Regions from separate parts of the Homo sapiens genome. Here all the other regions are linked to region 2. A link is an interaction called in ENCODE POLR2A ChIA-PET data of the cell type or tissue named here. Cell type or tissue: OCI-LY7. All regions are shown on one strand. Region 1 overlaps STRBP (spermatid perinuclear RNA binding protein). Region 2 overlaps STRBP (spermatid perinuclear RNA binding protein). Region 3 overlaps DAB2IP (DAB2 interacting protein).

Region 1 (2,500 bases), 85 kb after region 2:
TCATGTACAAGATAAGAGGGTTAGTATAGCTGATCTCCAAAGTCCCCTCCATAGCTAATATTCTTAGATTGCAATTCATCACAACCTCAACCTTACAGTTACAGTGTAAAAGTCCTTTGTATGTCTTTCTAAACAGAACAAGAGAAACAATGCAAATAATGGGGAAGTAATGAGTAAAATTATTAGGCTAAGATATAGCTTTTCATGCTTTAACATTAACAATCATCATGAAATACACTATAAGCATTTAGTAGGCATTGTATACTTTTCATTCCAGACAACAAAAGCTCCCTCCCTTCTTTGGCATAAGCTTGGGCATTCGGCCAGCTGACATCTCTAAGGGTGGTAAGCACCTGTTAACATGCTACACAGGAATACCTAACTGAAAGGGATTGCTATAAGGGAGCAAATCCCTCATCATTAGCTTGCATAGCACCATCTATTTTTTTTTTTTTAGCTCAATTATACAATACCCAATGAAGGTATTTGCCAGGCATTTCTGAGAAAAAGGAAAAGTTGCAGGAAATGGTGAAAACTGACACATGGCACTTCAACACACAAACAAAACACAAATCCAAGAAGAAACGTGCTGATTGCAGGACAGTATACAGATGAGGTTTTCCTGTATTTGCACCGTGATGTTGGCTAGGCTATCAAAATTTAGACTTCTTCCTATAACACGGACCATTTGAACACAATTCACTATGTGCCAGATACTGTGCTGAGCCCTTTAGAGACATCACCTCTAACGCTACAGAGCTGTAACATAAGATATTCATTTTAAAAGAGGAAAGGTCTTACAGCTAGTAAGTGACAAAGACTTGAAAACAAATCTGACCAACTCCAGAGCCTGTACTCTTCACAGTACATTTCTGCTGGTTTCAGAGAGAATGAAATGTCACCACTAGGTCAAAACAGAAAAGCAATGTGTAATATTTGAGCCAAGCTACAAGGGCATTTTAAAACTTTTAAATAAAAGTTTTTAAAAGCTTAAAATCCATTTATGGAAGTACCTAGTATTTAGATATTAGCGAAAGTCACAAGGTCACTGTCAAAAATCTATACTTCTTTGGATAACTATCAATACACACACTCAAGACATTTGTAGATGGCTGCTATTGCTATACCTTATATTCTTGTTATGCTCACATAACCTTAAAAAAATCTCTTTGTCCAAAGTAGCCAGAGAGCTGTATTTTACATGATACCATCCTTTTTACCCAAAGCCAGCATATTTTAACATATTACCCCAGGGCCTATTACTGAAGGGAAGTAACATGATTCGGGCCAAAACACAGTAGAAAAGTGACAAGGTTTATGAGGTGACTTACTAGGGGCTTTCAAAGGAATGACTGACAACTGGCCTACCAAAAGTTCTTTCAAACTTTAAAAAAGCTAAAATAAAGTTTTTTAATAGGGGCAAAAATGTAATTACAAAAGTCTTCAATACACACAATTTGAGTTATGCTTCACTGGAATTGAATCACCACTTTTTAAAAGGATCTTAAAATGGGAAATCAATCAAGTTCCAATACTGCTCAGACTAAACCACTCAAGCAAATCAATTTATGAATTTAAAATAAAATCATATAAAGACTCATTAAAAGAGAAGAAAAAAAGAAACAGATAATTTCTAAGAACAAATGTCAGAAGCTACATTGCCATTTCTTCTAATTGTTCATGATAATGTCCATAAAGAGTTCCAAAGATTATTTCCTATTTTGTTTTTCCTCCTGTGCATACAAATCATAGTGGGACAGGATAAAGTGGCAACTAACAAACACCAACAGGACTAACAAACTCAAATCCCCTTCCCTTACACACTGTACTGCTAAGAGAGTACTGAATCCCTCAAACGAGATGATTCCTTCCATGTGTTTCTTTTTGCCTGCTCATTCCCAAATTTAGTGACAAGAACACCCAACTTTTCAAGCCAAATAGATATGGATTTGAATCCCAGATTGACCACTTATCAGCTAAGTGATTCTAGAGTTACTGAACAAGGCTTCATTTTCTCATCAGAAATACAGTAACCACTTTGAAAGGCTAGTGTGAAGATTAACAATAATATGCACAACGCATGCCTGCTATCAGCATTATTATTCATTATGTGCCTGACACATTCTTTTTTGATGTTGCTGCTGTTTGTAATATCACTATTAAATAGCATAAGAAGGATACTCTGTTTCTCACTGGCAAATCGGAAGCAGGCAACAAAGCACTAGGAGTGACCTGTAATACAAACTTGCCCTAGTCGACCTTACTTGTCACAGCAAAGATTTTTATTCTAATTGCTTAAAAACTTTTCAAACTGCATAATGGGTAAGGGGTTTTATTTTGAAGTGATGAAAATGTTTTGGAACTACATAAAGTGGTGGTTGCTCAACATTGTGAATGTTTCATTTAAACTGAATCGTTCAGTTTAAAATGGTTAGCCTTTTAAAAAAACGTTTTCAGAAGGAACGAGGGGGAAAAAATCTTAATTATTCCAATTGAACAT
Region 2 (2,500 bases):
CACTGGCTCACACCTAGCAGTTTGGGAGGCCGAGGCGGGCAAATTGCCTGAGCTCAGGAGTTCGAGGCCAGCCTGGGCAACATAGCAAAACCTCATCTCTACTAAAATACAAAAAATTAGCCGGTCATGGTGGCATGCACCTGTAGTCCCAGCTACTCAGGGGGCTGAGGCACGAGAATTGCTTGAACCCAGGAGGCAGAGGTTGCAGTGAGCTGAGATCATGCCACTGCACTCCAGCCTGGGCAACAAAGCAAGACTGTCTCCAGCAACAACAACAACAACAACAACAACAACAACAACAACAAAAAAACAAGCCAAACGAAAGACTGCTGCACACCAAGATCTGTGCTTCTATGCCTTCATTAGCAGGAAACGTAGTAATGGGGATATGGTTATTCTACAGGGCGTTCAAGTAAAGGGTTAGAATACAGAAAGACAACGGAAAACATAGGAGGAAACTTACCTATGAAACAGTAAACAATACCAAAGAGATTCACTCTGTATTATGGCAATTTAAAATGTAAATCGTGATTTGAAAGGAGTAGGTAGTTAGATCCATTGCACAATCCTGAGGAAATAAGTTTCATGCCCCAGTCCTCTGGTTCTGTCTGCTCTCAACCACTCTTTTTTTTTTCTTCCTTTTTTAGATTTTACCCAAATATGTGGCAAGTTAAGACAGAAAAAAGAAAGATGTGAGGTGTGTATGTATTGTGAACAGTTTGTTTGGGTGGGGGTAGGTGAAGGAAAGTTGAGATACTACAGGAAAATGTCTCCAAGAAAAAAGTTACAATGGATTTTTTTTTAACTTTGAGAAAAAAAAAAGTATAAATTAGGAGAAAAAAGGGTAACTTTCAGCCCCACAAATTCCTGGGACCTGAATGAATCTTGTGCTTTTATCCCATGCAGCTGAAAAGAACTGCATCAAGGGGATGAGCAGCTGTCTAGTGTGAGAAAACAGAATCGTACAGCCCAGGTCTGAAGTGCGTAATTATAGACCAGATCCTCCAAGTTGCCCAGGAATACACAAACCAGTAACAAAAATCAAAAATTGTCTTTGACAAAGCCCAAGTTAGAAAAAACGAGCAAATTATAAAAGATATCAAGTGAGTCAACAGGGCTGGGATGTTAAGGACAACAGCAAAGCAAATCTTTCTGCCATTCAAAAAAAAAAAAGGAAGTAAGATGTGTAAAACATTAGATCAAAGCTGATTCCTTCACCTTACCTGATCCCATATAACAGCTGATGAGATTCAGCTCATAGAGGTCTTTGGATCCTTCAGTAACTCAAACACCTTGAAGAGAGACTATGACTCTCTTACTTTATTACAAAATCTATTCTATAATAGTTTCTAGCAAGAGTACAATATACTAAGAATGTTTTCAGCTTCTCTAAACAGAAGTTAAAGTTATAAAGGCAACAGGCTAAGTTTAAAGGTATCACTGAAAGCTATGACAAAATCTCATATAAGTACACAAAACCAAGGAATAAAGATGACTGATGTTCCCTTAATACTTTCAAAAAAAAAAAATGAAAGGGATGCTGACAGATACAAGCAAACATGTAATTAACTTAGCCTTTGGCAACTTCAGTCTTTTTCTCATCTCCTTATACTCAAATAATTTTTAATAATACCTATAATTACAACACTACTTAGAAATGGTTGGTTTTATACTAGAGGGTCAAGTAGAACACATCTTACCAGAATTAACATTTATCTTGACACTTCAGAAATCATTTTATAGTTCTACAGTTAATGGTGAACTGTAAAGCTGTTAAAAAAATTAAGCCATTTAAGATTGGTTCTTCAGAGGTGCTATAGATACTACATACAGCAAAAAAATTTTAATGCATAGGCATAAGCTCAATTATAGATTGGATGCCCTTTGATTTTAAAATATGACTCATAAATGTGTCTGGTTTATATCTGTTGAGTTATGATATAGATGATTTTAGTTATCCCAAAAAGCATTTTTTTAAAAAGAGTCTATCACTTTTACTTTAAGTGATTCTATGAGTCATGTCTCTCAAAAATTAAAACTCCAACTTTACTGGTACCTTTTTCTCTACCCTTATCACCAAGTTGAAATAAACTAAGAAACTGACCAATATTTACTGCGGCACTGGTATTTCAGGTAAGGGAGTAAGCAATGGGACTTGTTGAAAGTCTGGTGATGAAAAATAGCAACAGGGAGTCCCCACTGGCCCAGATAGGCTGCAATGCCTCTAAATTGTCATGACAGAGTAGCCAGCTGGTCAAAGGTTTGACACAGGAGAAATACCACCTGGCAAGTTTCTAGGGAATGAGAGGCAGAAACAAGCTAACTTGACAGGATAAAAACATCAGAAAAAGAAGCCCACCACAATTCCATCATGAACTTCTCAAAACTACCAATAACTGAATACATTTCTCTACTTTTATGAGGATGACGCTGCCAGACAGCAATTCTTCTTAACTTCAGAAGAAAGTTAGTTTAAAGCATGATTCTCACATAAATCATA
Region 3 (2,500 bases), 1.4 Mb before region 2:
TTCTCCCTGGAAGGCTCCTCCCAGCAACCTTGGGAGGTGTGTGGGTGTGTGTGGGGTTATAGTGTTCCCATTCTGCAGATAAGGAGCCTGGGGCCCAGAGGGGACCAGCTGGGCCACTCCACAAAGCTGTTGGTAAGGTCAGGACTTGAACCTCCATCCTCATCTCCACGCTTTGTGGTTCTCACTCCACCTCGCTGCCTCCCAGCCATGTCCAACCCCCACTGGCCGCCAAGGAAAGAAAGAAACTTTTCACAGGCCTAATGACTCAAAAATAAGCAACAGTAAGCCTGAAGAACTGTTCCTATCTCCCTCCTCTCCCTTTCCACCCTTCCCGAGGCCAGAAGGGACATGGGAAACCTATTCATTTAAACTCAATTATTTTCTCGAAGACAGAACAGAACTGAATTGGGTCAACGGCTATATTTGCTGTGCTCAGCTGTTTTCCTGCAACAGCATCACCCGCCGGGTCTGTTGCTGGGCCCTGCACTGCCAGGCTCACCAATTATAGCTCCATATTGGTAGCCATTCCTTGGGAAGCTTGGCTCAGGAAGAGAGGAGTCAGTGAATAGAACCTATCACCCTCTCCTTTTTCGCCCAGCAGGCTGCAGGGGCAGGGTCCCTGGGCCAGTGTGGGTCCAGGCTCCGTAACTGTGTGGTCAGCACCTCCAGGGACCTAGGCTTCAGGTATTAGACATTTAATGTCCAACACCTATCTGTAGGGGAGGTGCATCTGCAGCAGAGTTTCTGCAGATGAGGAAACTAAGGCTTAGAGAAATGAAGTGCTTGTGGGAGAAGCAGACCTTAGAGTCAGGCACAGCTGGCACTTTCTAGCTGTGTGACTGGGAGCAAAGAACCTGACTGCCTTGCTCCTCTGATCCCACCTGTAAAGGAGGCATAATTTGACATACCTCACAGGGCTGGGCTGTCCTGTTGTAGATGGGTTGCAGTGTACATGCCAGCAGCCTGCCCAGGGTTAACCCTCCTGGCAATGAGAAGTGTGCACCATGTGCCAGGCACAGAAGTTGGTGGGGGCACAGAAGTTGTTGGGGACACAGATCTCTGAAGAAGGATATGCTTGGACATCGTTCTCTCCAGATACCTTTCCTGATTCCCTGCTCCCAAACTGGAAATGCTCCTGCAGTCTCTCTAGGTCCCCTGTTGGTCCAGGCCCTGCCCTGGACACTTTTCACCACATCTTCTGGGCCTACAGCCTGTTATATATATTTTTTTGTTTGGTCCTAATATTTGTGTACCTTCCCCTCTCTACTAAACTGCCAGTTTCCTGAGGACAGACCGGGTGTCTTGTTCACCTGTTTGGCTCCTGGTGTCACTTCCTTCCCAGCTGGGTGGCCTTGGACTGGTTGTTTAACCCGGTGCACCTGTTTTCACATCTGTAAAATGGGAACAGTGATCTCTCTCCCTCTGGCACATGTCACGGCAAGGAGGTTAATATCACACATGGCAGCACTGTGCCAGATGGCTGACGGAATGGAGTCTAGAGAAACATTGGGAGGAAACCAAAGCAGAGGCTGCCCCTCTGCCCTCCTTGAAGTAGGGAGTATCTAAGGAGGCGAGGCATAGTGGTTATAAATGCTGTCTTGTTATAGAATTGCTGTCTGGTTACATGGGGAAGTGGGAACAGAGTGGTGGCCAGTGGGCCTTTCCTTGTCTCCTCCAGCTTCTTGCTGCAGAGTGCTGGGCTTGCCCCAAGAATGGACTGCTCTGGCCTCACGGTCATCTCAGATTGCCCAGTGGGGCTGGGGCTGGGGCTGGGGCTGGGGCTGGTTGGGACCTACCCACAACCACTGACCTCCAGGTGCCCGGGTTACAGTACCTGGCATTAGATCTCTTCTTTTGGGGTCTGGGTGTAGAGCAGGATCTCCCTGCACTACCCCACGATATTATTGCTGATCTCAGGGTTGGGGAGTGTTTAGGGAGGCTTGAGTTCCCTGACCTTTCAGGAAGCATGCATGTGAACTTAGGCCTCGGACCTCGTGTAGACATGGTGTGGTGATGGCTGGGCCCTACTCTGGTGGGGTGGACGCAGGACTTGGGGACTAAGCAGCAAGTGACCTAGCCACAGACACAGAAATGGCTCTGGTGGGAGCCCAGAGTGGCACTGGACTCTCTGGGGGGCCAGGGCTGAGGGGACTGCCCAGGTTGATCCCGGCGTCTTGTACAATAGAACCAGCAGTCACAGGCTCATAAACTGTAACCGTCCTCTTTCCGTTGCCTCTTGGTAGCATTCAGCCCCTGGCACACTATGCTGGGTGTTGCCTAGTACTTGGCACTGTGACAACCAAGAAAGAAAAATGCTGACCATGTCTCACTGCTTGTTCGAGTAAATTTACTCTATATTTTTTAGAGATGTCGCATGGGTGGGAATTTACTCCCACTAAATGTTTTGATGGAAACATTACATTTTTGGAGTGAACATGTGTCAACATCACTGTGGAGAAAAGGTTCCAGGATTCTCTGCCAGCCAAAGTCATCACCATAA

What was found. ChIA-PET counts read pairs that join two places held together with the same protein. Peaks named below come from ENCODE experiments on the same cell type or tissue, not always from the same donor. Only the 100,000 strongest peaks of a DNase experiment are listed, where the experiment ranks them.
Region 1: POLR2A ChIA-PET joins it to region 2 with 6 read pairs; 2 of 35 experiments call an interaction of 5 or more read pairs at or near these places.
Region 3: POLR2A ChIA-PET joins it to region 2 with 5 read pairs; 1 of 35 experiments calls an interaction of 5 or more read pairs at or near these places.

Annotation. Positions count from the first base shown.
Region 1 is chr9:123,251,587-123,254,086 of GRCh38, forward strand. The region is part of intron 1 of STRBP (spermatid perinuclear RNA binding protein); the gene reads right to left. Among named protein-coding and RNA genes, the nearest start is that of STRBP, 16 kb to the right of the region's middle. In OCI-LY7, no CTCF peak of the experiment used is centred here; no DNase peak of the experiment used is centred here.
Region 2 is chr9:123,166,489-123,168,988 of GRCh38, forward strand. All of the region lies in intron 6 of STRBP (spermatid perinuclear RNA binding protein), which reads right to left. Among named protein-coding and RNA genes, the nearest start is that of MIR600HG, 52 kb to the left of the region's middle. In OCI-LY7, no CTCF peak of the experiment used is centred here; DNase peaks (open chromatin) are centred at 1,173 and 2,223; H3K4me3 peaks cover 2,272 bases; H3K27ac peaks cover 2,500 bases.
Region 3 is chr9:121,729,914-121,732,413 of GRCh38, forward strand. All of the region lies in intron 3 of DAB2IP (DAB2 interacting protein), which reads left to right. LOC105376257 (a long non-coding RNA gene) reads right to left here. Exons shown (of 3, transcript XR_930314.4): 3 at 2,331-2,500. Among named protein-coding and RNA genes, the nearest start is that of DAB2IP, 80 kb to the left of the region's middle. In OCI-LY7, no CTCF peak of the experiment used is centred here; a DNase peak (open chromatin) is centred at 1,368; H3K27ac peaks cover 1,188 bases.